Linked DNA regions of Homo sapiens: regions 1 and 3 are each linked to region 2. A link is a contact called in ENCODE Hi-C or POLR2A ChIA-PET data. All regions are on one chromosome and are shown on one strand. The core of a region is the stretch at or near the end of the contact, and the rest is flanking DNA. Distances in the headings are between cores, read along the strand shown. Region 1 holds the start of TBCE (tubulin folding cofactor E). Region 2 holds the start of IRF2BP2 (interferon regulatory factor 2 binding protein 2). Region 3 overlaps TBCE (tubulin folding cofactor E).

Region 1 (3,611 bases), core at 127-2,626, 760 kb before region 2:
CCTGAAGTCAGGCCTTCAAAACCAGTCTGGCCAACATGGCGAAACCCCATCTCTACTACAAATACAAAAAAAAAAAAATTAGCTGGGCATGGTGGCACACACCTGTCATCCCAACTACTCGGGAGGCTGAGGTGGGAGATATGCTTGAACCTGGGAGGCGTGGTTGCAGTGAGCTGAGATTGGGCCACTGCACACCAGCCTTGGGCGACAGAGCAAGACTCCATATCAAAAAAAAAAAAAAAAAAAAAAAGCAGGCTGTCCACTTAGATTAAAAAAAAAACCCAGAGATATGCTGTTTACAACAGTATATAAAATATGAGCATACAGAAAAGTTAAAACTTAAGAATATGAAAAACGTTTGAAGCAAGTATCAAAACACAGCGGCCGTGGCTAAATTAATGCCAGAGAAAAGAAAAGTCTTCTCTCTTCATCTCTACCTCCACTAACTTTCTCTAACAGTTTGGCAATTTGTTAACCCCGTCTTCCTGCCAGGACTGCTTCTCTGAGGATAAGGCTGTCACACCATCATTTGGATCCACCCACAACTTAGAACAGTCCCCATTTGGTAGTAAACACCAAGTAAAAATAGTTACTTTAGGCCGGGCGCGGTGGCTCACGCCTGTAATCCCAGCAGTTTGGGAGGCCGAGGCGGGTGGATCATCTGAGATCAGGAGTTCGAGAGCAGCCTGGCCAACATGGAGAAACCCTGTCTCTACTAAAAATACAAAAATTAGCCGAGCGTGGTGGCACGCGCCTGTAATCCCAGCTACTCGGGAGGCTGAGGCAGCAGAATCGCTTGAACCCAGGAGGCGGAGGTTGCAGTAAGCCGAGATCAGAGATCCGCGCCACTGCAGTCCAGCCTGGGCGACAGAGCAAGACTGTCTCAAAAGAACAAACAGTTACTTTAAGTGCTCTCCACCTATTTAACGTTATTTCTCTGTCATCACCAATGTTAACTGATTCGGAAGGACGAGGCTGTTCCTCTAAGGTGACACCTTGTAAAAGTCGTTGGTCGCCTGTACCATTTTCACCTCTTCCAAAGTGACATGCCAATTCTCTGAGAGAAGCTTAAAATGCTAGAGATCACGTGCGGCTACTCCTAAATAAGGCCTTCCAGGAGGCGCAGGGTGGCCCCAACCCAGCCGGCTGGACCGCCTCCCAGCGCACGGAGCAGGCAACGCCCGGCTCTGGCAATCTGGGAAGATTCCAGGAAAGGAAGAAAAGGCCAAGAGCACTGCAGGGTGACGCACCGGCCAGGAATGCTCGTTCCGAAAGCTCCCCGAACCTCTGAAGCTCACCTGCCCGCGGAGACTCCAGGTGTTCCCAGCAGCAGCCCCTCCAGCCAACTGCCCAGCAGCGAAGCTTGAGGCTCTGGCCGGAAGTGCTGTAGGAAGTCCCGCCTCCACCGGAGTGAGGTACGGCTGCTGGAGCATAGACGAGAATGTCAGCGACAGTATTGGAGGCCAGAGGAGTGGTCAGCCCACCCAAGCCCCGCCTCTGGGCGGGGGCCCAAGCGATTTCCGAGTGCTGAAACCTGGGATGACAGAGCAGCCCAGGGAAAGCGCGTGTTCCAGTTTACTAGATACCACAGAAGTGAGTTACAAATCCTGTAAGAGGTTCAGTTCCATGCGTATTGAGAGTCTACCACGTAGGCAGCATGCGGTGGTCAAAGAGAAGAATATAGTGTTGATACCGCCAAAACTAAAAAAAAAAAAAAAATTACCTAGTTAAAGCATAAGGCAGAATGAAAGTAAATGCAGTGATAGAAAAAATAATAGAAAAAGCAACTATCCTAGACATGTTAATTTCTGTTGAAACCGCCTTTGCAAAATTTTGACAGTAAGAGAAATCTGACATGGTTTACTCCTATCTTGATTCTAGCCTCACAGACTGGCTGTCTTTGCTCATTCCTGGGCACAGGACAAACTAACTTTGGGAGAAATTTAGTTTATAGTTTAAATGATAATAACCCTTCCCCAAAACTGCCCTTTTAAAACTAAATGAAAGGCCACCAAGTTAGGAGAATGAGAGGGTCCTGAATTCTTCTAAGTTGTAATTGTAGTTAAATGATTACCACCCATTATTCCACAGGTCACAAATTCGCATCTTCCCCAATCATTCCTGCAGATAACATCACTGTTGTAGAACCTAAGATTGGCCTTTTGAGATGTCTTTTCAGGTTTTTGCATTTCTGACAAGTGGATGGCCCCACCCTGACTCATCAACCTGGGGATCCACGAACCAACTCAGTGCAAGAGGACAGCTTCTACTTCTTATGATTTCACCTCTGACCCAACCAGTCAGCACTCCCCATTCCCTGGCCCCGTACCTGTCAAACTATCTGAAAAACCCCCTAACCTCTGAGCCTTTGGTGAGATGGATTTGAGTAACAACTCTGTCTCCCACGTGGCATGGCCAGCCTCGCGTCAATTAAACTTTCTTTACTGCAATGCCATGGTTTCTGTCAATTAATTTTGTTTGTGCAGCAGGCAGAAAGAACCCATTGGTGGATACCACAGACTCCACAACAAGAGCAGTTTGGGTAGAGTGAGTGTTAGCATTCCAAAACCAGACTGAAGTGAGGTGAAGTGGAAAGGAAATTGAGGGAGCAAAGCCAAATGACTCTTCCAAGAAGTGACCTTCTAATTGTCATATTAAATGGACACAAACAGTCAGTATCCTGCTGGATGTCTCTACTGTTTTATACTTTGATAGTTCACTCCTTGAAACTAGAAACTAGATATTACAGTGATTGTTTTTTCTTTGGAAGAGGGGATTAAAAACCACATTGGAAATCTGATAAAAGCTATCTACCTACACACAAATTTTGCGTATGATTTCAAGGACTGATTAATCCTTTGAAGCCCATGAATAGGCCTCAAAGGAATCCATGGATCCCAAACTAAGACTCTCCTCAGCAGGGCACGGTGGCTCACACCTATAATCCCAGCATTTTGGGAGGCCGAGGCAAGCAGATCACTTGAGCTCAAGAGTTCAAAACTAGCCTGGGCAATGTGGCGAAACCCTGTCTCTAAAAAAACACAAAAATTAGCCAGGCGTGGTGGTAGGTGCCTGTAGTCCCAGCTACTCAGGACGTTGAGTTGGGAGAATCTCTTGAGCAGGGGAGACAGAGGTTGCAGTGAGCTGAGATCTCAACACTGCACTCCAACCTGGGCAATAGAGTGAGACCCTGTTTCAAAAAAGAAAAAAAGGCCAGGCGTGGTGGCTCATGCCTGTAATCCGAGTACTTTGGGAAGCTGAGGCGGGTGGATCACAAGGTCAAGAAATTGAGACCATCCTGGCCAACAGGGTGAAGCCCTGTCTCTACTAAAAATACAAAAATTAGCTGGGCATGGTGCTGTGTGCCTGTAATCACAGCTACTTGGGAGGCTAAGGCAGGAGAATCATTTGAACCTGGGAGGCGGAGGTTGCAGTGAGCCGAGATCGCGCCATGCACTCCAGCCTGGTGACACAACTAGACTACGTCTCAAAAAAAAAAAATTAGCTGGGTGGGGTGTGGTGGCACATGCCTGTAAAACCAGCTACTCAAGAGGCTAAGGCAGAAATTGCTTGAACCTAGGAGGCAGAGGCTACAGTAAGCCGAGATCGTG
Region 2 (3,694 bases), core at 1,195-3,694:
GCTGCTTCAGAGCTACATGAAAGGCCAGGCTGCATGAAAGACTTCTGATACAATATAAGGAATTGCTGCCCTGAATCCAGCCTTAACCCCCTTGATTCCGGATCGAGCCCAGAACTAAAATAGCCCTTCCATTTTCCATCGGGCATTTCATTAGGGAAGTTACAACAACTCAGTTTCGACATGAAACTGGCAGTGTAAAATAAGAAGGAAATGCTCTTCCTTTGGAGAAGAAAAGCTCCGTTTTGCAAAGATCTTAGTATCGTGGCAGAATTTCTATCTCTAATTCTATTTTAGGATGGAGTGGCAGGCTCTCCCCTTGAGGCCATTACAGTACCAGCTTGCAGAGAAATGAGTATAATTAGGCCACAACTCTAATGGTGAGTTGTGTTTTCTTTTAGTATGTTTCAGTCAATGCTTAGTGGGGCCGTCTCTTGGGGGCGATGAGTTGGTTCATTTCTCTGCAGCACAAGGACTGGACTTCATCCCCTTTGGGCAGTGACGCAGTGGGTGAAGGCATGTACTGGAATGAGTGTCACAGGGTCTCTGAGGAGGGTGACCAAAGGGACAGGTCTTGAAAGCGGTGTGCAACAGCAGGGCCTGGGAGTGACCAAACCCGCTGGCACCAGCTACTCCCGGGAAGGATCTGGACAGGCCCCATTCTCCCAGCTTGGAGAGGGTGAGGCAGGATTGCAATTGCAGGGCAAGATCCAGGAACAGATGCAGAGACCTTTAAAACAGGCGCACCTTCTATGGAAATCCCCAAAAGACATTCAAGGTTAGCCTGTAAAAACATTTAGGTCTGACATTACGTTTTCTGTGCCATTTTCGAACAGGTTTTTTCATGTGTTTTAAGCAGCTCCCTCCACTGTTTCTCTAAGGGTGTTTTTCCTCTTCCTTGTGGTTAATCCTTTGAAGCAACCTGGTATTTTCAATAGCAACGACTAGAGAGAAACGTCAGCATGATTTTTTTTTTCTCTCCACCTACCAATCCAGTTGTAGGAAAGATAATATAATTAGTACCCTGTTCTTCCCACACTTAACCAGCTCATTCCAGTCTCAAGGGAGAGTTGTGGGCCTGTGTTCCCAACAAAAGCAGCTCCAGAGGCCGCCCTTAAAGAGCTTAAGTGTAAAAGTCCCAATTGAAGAGCGACTAAGCCTACGTGTATTAGGGAGACTAACGACCAGCCCAAAGTGATTTACCATAACACACACTAGCTCCTCCTCCCGATAAAAGTGCGAAACTCAAACATTCAATTCAGTCTGGGCTGAGTCTGAGGCTGCCAACGGTGGCAGACCTGCAGGCCGGGCTCATCCCGGCCTGGGTGGCATATAGGGCAAAAGTCCGCCTCCGTCGGCGGCCCGCCCTGCGGGACGGCGGGCCAGCCAGCCAGCCGGTCGCCCCCACGGCCCTCGGGAACCTCGCGGAGGCGAGCAGGACCCCCCCCCCCCCCACTCGCGCCCTCGCCTCCCGCCACCTCGAGTCCAAGTTCGGGCCCGGGGGCGGCGCCTCGACGCCCAGACTCGCCGAAGGGGGTGGAGCCTGCGCTGTGACGCGGCCGCGCTGGCCGTAGACCCCGGATCCCTGGAATGTGCATTCGTTCCACGAGGCCCTAGTGCCAGCGGCGCCGAGGCACGTCTGCGCGGAGCGTGCGCACTCGCGGCGGCGGCCGCCCACGGCCCCGCGCCCACGTCACGCGCCCGCCGCGCATACCTACATAAGGCAGCCGGGGCGACTGGCGCGGCGAGGCCCCCGATGAACAGGGCGGGCTGGACGGGGCTAAGAGCGGCACTTGGTGTTCGGGAGAGGCTAGTCCGAACCGCGCTCCCTCCCCTCCAGAGGGCTCCGTGGAAAACGCGCGAGCCAGCTGGCGGCGTGTGCACGTGGTGCTGGGCTTGGGAATATTCACAGTCTCCCTAGTTAGTAAAAGGGACAGGCGGGGCGTATGTCCTTTCCAAGACAAATGCAAAGCACCAGTGACGGATTTCATGCTATGTGTCCGACATTGAGCTTTCAAGTATAACTCCTAAAAAACCAGAACTGTGAACCACGCTAGACCTAAATTCCCCATTCTCAGGAGACTGACGGAAACCAAGTGACAAAGTGTCCTTGCATAAAAGAAAAAAAATGATTTTTAGCACGATTTGGCCCAGAGGCACACCAGAGGAAAACATCCTGAGGGTGGTCGGGACAGCCGGGTGGGGCGCGAAGTGAGGGAAAGTGGAGGAAAAGCACTCGATCACTTTGCGCGGTGTTCCGAAGGGAACACCGGCGCTGCGCTGCTGCGCTGCCCCGCGGGCGGGCGGGCGCCGCGTAGCCGGCTCTCCCGGCAGCGCTCCTTCGGCGCGCGGGGGGAGGGGGAGCGCGCGCGCGGGAGGGCGGGCACGCGCACGAGGGGAGGGGGCCCGCGCAGGCGCCGTGCGAGACTGTCGAAGAATCAAGTCTGTAGAAGTGGAGCGGTCGCGGCGGCAGCAGCAGCAGCGACGGTGGCGGCGGCGGAGCTGAGGCGGGCTGGCCGCTGACGCTGGCGCTGGAGAGCGGCGACGCCAGGAGCTGTGAGAGAGCGGCGGAGCGACCCGGGGCCCGCGCCGCGCCCGAGCTCCACGCCGCCCGGCCGCCGCCACCCCGGCGCGGCATGCCCCGCCGCTCGGGCTGAGCCTGCCCCGGCGGCCGCCCCCCGCCCCCTGCCCCCCCGGCCTCCCCGCCCCCCGCCCCGCACTCCGTGCCGGCCGCCGCCGCGACCTGCTGCGCTCCCCCGCGCCCGCGCGGCCCGTCTTCGCCCCGGTCTGGAGGCCCGCCGCGGCTCCGGCCGAGCCCCCACCGCCGCGCCCGCCGCCCCGCCGCGCCGCGCCGCCCGCCCGTGCCCGGGCCGGCCGGGGGGAACTGCTGCCGCGGCTGCAGCCCCTCACCTCGCGCCCGCCGCCCCTCGTGCACCGGGGGCGCTGCGCGGGCGCCGAGCCTTCGCGGGCTTTGCCGCCGCCGCCGCCGCCTTTGCGGCCGCCGCCGCCGCTGGTGGGGGAGACGCGGGGTTGGGGGGGGAGGAGGGCGCGCGTGGTGCCGGTGGGGGGCGGCGGCGGCGCCCCCTCCTCCTCCTCCGCCTCCTCCTCCGGCGTCGCGGGCTCCTCGGACATGGCCGCGGCGGTGGCGGTGGCGGCCGCGTCCCGGCGGCAGTCGTGCTACCTGTGTGACCTGCCCCGCATGCCCTGGGCCATGATCTGGGACTTCACCGAACCCGTCTGCCGCGGCTGCGTCAACTACGAGGGCGCCGACCGCGTCGAGTTCGTCATCGAGACGGCGCGGCAGCTCAAGCGGGCGCACGGCTGCTTCCCGGAGGGTCGCTCCCCACCCGGCGCCGCGGCCTCGGCCGCCGCCAAGCCGCCGCCGCTCTCCGCCAAGGACATCCTTTTGCAGCAGCAGCAGCAGCTTGGCCACGGCGGCCCCGAGGCGGCCCCGCGCGCGCCGCAGGCCTTGGAGCGCTACCCGTTGGCGGCCGCGGCCGAGAGGCCCCCGCGCCTCGGCTCTGACTTCGGCAGCAGCCGCCCGGCAGCGAGCCTGGCCCAGCCGCCGACGCCGCAGCCGCCGCCCGTGAACGGCATCCTGGTGCCCAACGGCTTCTCCAAGCTAGAGGAGCCGCCCGAGCTGAATCGCCAGAGCCCGAACCCGCGGCGCGGCCACGCGGTGCCGCCCACCCTGGTG
Region 3 (3,496 bases), core at 448-2,947, 810 kb before region 2:
GATTCCTTTATTGAGTAAGTCTCTTCTTAGTGGTACGATCTCAAAGCTGGTCAGCTGGATTTTATTGATGAGATAAGACAATGGCTTAAAGTAGAGGTTTCAACTCCTAACTGACAGCTATCATTAATTGTAGGATCTCATTTGTTATTCACAACAGCACTTATATCTTAGGTTTTATGTTGTAACTGAGGAAACTGAGGCTTAGAAACAATAAGCAGCTATCTCTAACTTCTGTCAGAGCCAAAAGTGCCTTAGCTGGCGGCTGAACCCAGCCTAACTCCAACACTGGCTGCATTCCACCAAGCTGTCTCATAATTTCTGAATTGACTAATCTCCAGCCAACATATGAGATTACTCCAGAATCTCTAAAATTTTACCTTTTCAATCAAGAAAGACACTAGCTAATGATTAAATGCAATGATACTCAAGTAGTAGGGTCATTTACAGAAAAATTCATGAGTTACATAGCTGTTCATAAACTAGGGGACGAAAATCCATTTGCAATTTGTTAATATTCTCAGAAAGAGATTAACCAATTAAAAAAATGCTTCCTTTGGGTAAGAGATATGTAAATATTTGGGGTTTTTTTTTTTTGGTTTGTGTGTCATTTGAGACAAGGTCTCACTATGTCACCTAGGCTGGAGTGCAGTGGTGCAATCATGTCTCACTGCAGCCTTGACCTTCTGGGTTCAGGTGATCTTCCCACCTCAGCTTCCCAAATAGTTGGGACTATAGGCACGCACCACTACACCCAGCTAATTTTTGCATTTATTTATTTATTTTTTTTGTAGAGACAGGGTTTTGCCATGTTGCCCAGGCTATTTGTATTTTAAATGGGAAAAAATAAAGCAAAGAACTCTAACCCTATGAAGCATGTAGTTCTTTAAATCCAAGTAAATCAGTAGGGTAAACAGTAAAAACTGTTCATGATAGTTACGTCTTTTTTTTCTTTTTTTTTTTTTTTTTTGAGACAGAGTCTCATTCTGTCACCCAGGCTGGAGTGCAGCGGCATGATCTCGGCTCACTGCAACGTCCACCTCCCAGGTTCAAGCGATTCTCTTGCCTCAGCCTCCCAAGCAGCTGGGACTACAGGTGCGTACCACCACACCCAGCTAATTGTTTGTATTTTTAGTAGAGACAGGGTTTCACCATGTTGGCCAGGCTAGTCTCAAATTCCTGGCCTTAAGTGATCCAACTGCCTCGGCCTCCAAAAGTGCTAAGATGACAAGCATAAGCCACCGCACCCAGCCCGTTTACGATACTTATATCTAAGTGGTGGCATTAATCATGATACTTTTTTGTTCAATCTGTAATTTCTAAATTCTCAACAATAAAGGTATCTTGTTTTATAAAGAACAGTCCATTTGTTCCTTTTTCTAAAACTCTTGATTTATTCTGAGTTTTTTTTAATGGGGGCCATGTATGCTAAAGAGTAGATGTACCAAGAAATGTATTTATTTTCCACATTGTCCCCATGTGCACTTTTATTAATAACAACAATAACAAAAGATAGTAAAGAAATTTACTTTGGACAGAACTATAGCTTAATTCTTTTAGAGACTGAAAGAAAATATATTGCAGGCCTCCAAGTGGCCACAAATTTATCCTCACAGTGGCCACCAGGGGTCCTTACCCAGATGCCTCGTCCAAGTCACTCACCACAGTAGGAAGCTGCAAGGCCTGGCCAGTTCTTGTGCAGCCATGACTGGTTTTGTGTAAATACTATCTTTCTCTCTCTTTGATTCAAGCAGTTCACTGGAATGACTAGAAAGCCTCCTTGTACAAAGTCACAATATACAGTTTCAGAGAAAAGAGAATGTTCTTGTGCAGCAGTTTTAAAGGGCATTATTTTAAGGCCGGGTGCTTAATCCCTGTAATCCCCAGTGCTTTGGGAAGCCAAGGATCACTTGAGCCCAAGAGTTCAAGACCAGCCTGGGCAACATAGCAAGATCCTGTCTGTATAAAAATAAAAATACAATACAATACAATACAATAAAATGCATTAGAGCCCATATCCCAAAATTGTGATTGAGCAGATCTGGGATGGGACCAAGGATGCCGCATGTTCCACAGCTCCCCAGGTGATGAAGATGTGCAGCCCGAGGTGAGAACTACTCCCTACTATTAACAGACGGCACCAGCACGCTCCACGGCATAGGGAACAATTCAGACTGCTGTTTCCATTCCCAACTTACCATCATCACCATGAAATAGAAAAGAACCCAAACGTCAGCCTTGGTTACTTAGTCAACACGAGATAATATGATGTGAATAGTAATAATGGGCCAATAAATATTTCAATTGCAAACTGGATAAATCTACCAATCCTGTGCTAACATAAGAATTTTAATTTCCCTAAATAATTCTTGGATTCCTCAGATTTTGATTCCGTTTCTGTGGAACCATAAACCAGTTTAGGAGCAAAGTCATGAGCATCCATATACAGTCATGGGTATTTCAATTCTGAACCTTAATAAAACCATAAAAGTCAGCTCTGCCGTTATAAACTCCACTTACCTTTGCTGTTTCATAATAGAGTCAAAACCGATAGTCTCCACAGGTTTATTTCCAATTGTAACAATTTGCTCTTTTCTATCTTCCTCTGGTCCATCTTCTAACACATAGCGGTTCTTAATTGCAGTAAGAAAGTCTGTTCCAAAATTTACCTTGTTCGGACGAATAAAGGATCCTCCTGTCGGGTGCCTGGTAAAGAAGAGCAAATGAAACACAGAAAATATTACCCACCAAGAAAGGCCATAAATACAATTTTCTGAAGGTCTTCAAAAATTTCTACATGCTAAAAAATCAAAATTAGCATAAAAGAGAATATCACATACTAAAATAATATATAATCAGTATGATTGACCATAAAGGGTTATGATCTTATGCAAGCATGTTAAATCCCTTTAAATAAACTAACAAGTAATATGAAACTGACAATTCACATTAGAAAAAACAGAAGTATTAAATCCATGGGGGTGGCCAGGCACGGTGGCTCATGACTGTAATCCCAGCACTTTGGGAGGCCAAGGCAGGAGGACCACCTGAGGTCAGGAGTTCAAGACCAGCCTGGCCAACATGGCGAAACCCCCATCTCTACTAAAAATACAAAAATTAGTCCAGCGTGGTGGTGCACACCTGTAGTCCCAGCTACTAGGGAGGCTAAGGCGGGAGAATTGTTTGAACTCGGGAAGTGGAGGTTGCAGTGAGCCAAGATCATGCCACTGCACTCCAGCCTGGGTGACAGAGCAAGACTCCATCTAAAAAAAAAAAAAAAAAAAAAAAAATCGTAGGTGGATTATATACAAAATCATTTATTTATTTATTTACTTATTTATTTTTTATTTTGGTAACAGAGAGAGACCTTGTCACTTAAAAAAAAAGAAGAAACAGTGAACTCTATAAATTGATCAAAATTGTATTATAAACACTATTTCAGCTTACGATCATTACTTTTTTTCTTTTTTTTTTTTGAGACAGAATCTCACTCTATTGC

The links. Hi-C counts contacts between places; a loop is a spot of excess contacts on that map. ChIA-PET counts read pairs that join two places held with the same protein, here RNA polymerase II (POLR2A). Pooled maps may share reads with other maps.
Region 1: a pooled map shows a loop between it and region 2 (6-fold over the local background). The contact joins the promoter of TBCE here to the promoter of IRF2BP2 in region 2. A Hi-C loop is called at or near these places in 6 of 50 pooled maps. POLR2A ChIA-PET finds 5 or more read pairs at or near these places in 3 of 52 experiments (OCI-LY7, activated CD4-positive, alpha-beta T cell and naive thymus-derived CD8-positive, alpha-beta T cell).
Region 3: a loop to region 2 is called in a pooled map, with 3 times the contacts of the local background. The contact joins the enhancer-like site here to the promoter of IRF2BP2 in region 2. A Hi-C loop is called at or near these places in 1 of 37 single-sample maps with no recorded cell type and 7 of 50 pooled maps. POLR2A ChIA-PET finds 5 or more read pairs at or near these places in 2 of 52 experiments (T-cell and naive thymus-derived CD8-positive, alpha-beta T cell).

What each region holds. Positions count from the first base shown.
Region 1 is chr1:235,365,192-235,368,802 of GRCh38, reverse strand. TBCE (tubulin folding cofactor E) reads right to left here and starts at 1,376. Exons shown (of 17, transcript NM_003193.5): 1 at 1,299-1,376. It overlaps LOC124904559 (a long non-coding RNA gene), which reads left to right and starts at 1,383. Exons shown (of 2, transcript XR_007066957.1): 1 at 1,383-1,593; 2 at 2,180-2,450. RefSeq lists enhancers at 1,077-1,416, 956-1,669.
Region 2 is chr1:234,608,928-234,612,621 of GRCh38, reverse strand. IRF2BP2 (interferon regulatory factor 2 binding protein 2) reads left to right here and starts at 2,444. Exons shown (of 2, transcript NM_182972.3): 1 at 2,444-3,694. The coding sequence starts at 3,128. RefSeq lists silencers at 1,220-1,819, 2,300-2,489, 2,550-2,649, 3,030-3,109, 3,350-3,629 and enhancers at 2,070-2,169, 2,272-2,969.
Region 3 is chr1:235,413,640-235,417,135 of GRCh38, reverse strand. TBCE (tubulin folding cofactor E) reads right to left here. Exons shown (of 17, transcript NM_003193.5): 4 at 2,518-2,703. Among named protein-coding and RNA genes, the nearest start is that of TBCE, 48 kb to the right of the region's middle. Within about 2 kb of position 1,697, at least 3 of the 41 ENCODE cell types and tissues checked have a DNase peak (open chromatin) inside an H3K27ac peak, as active enhancers do.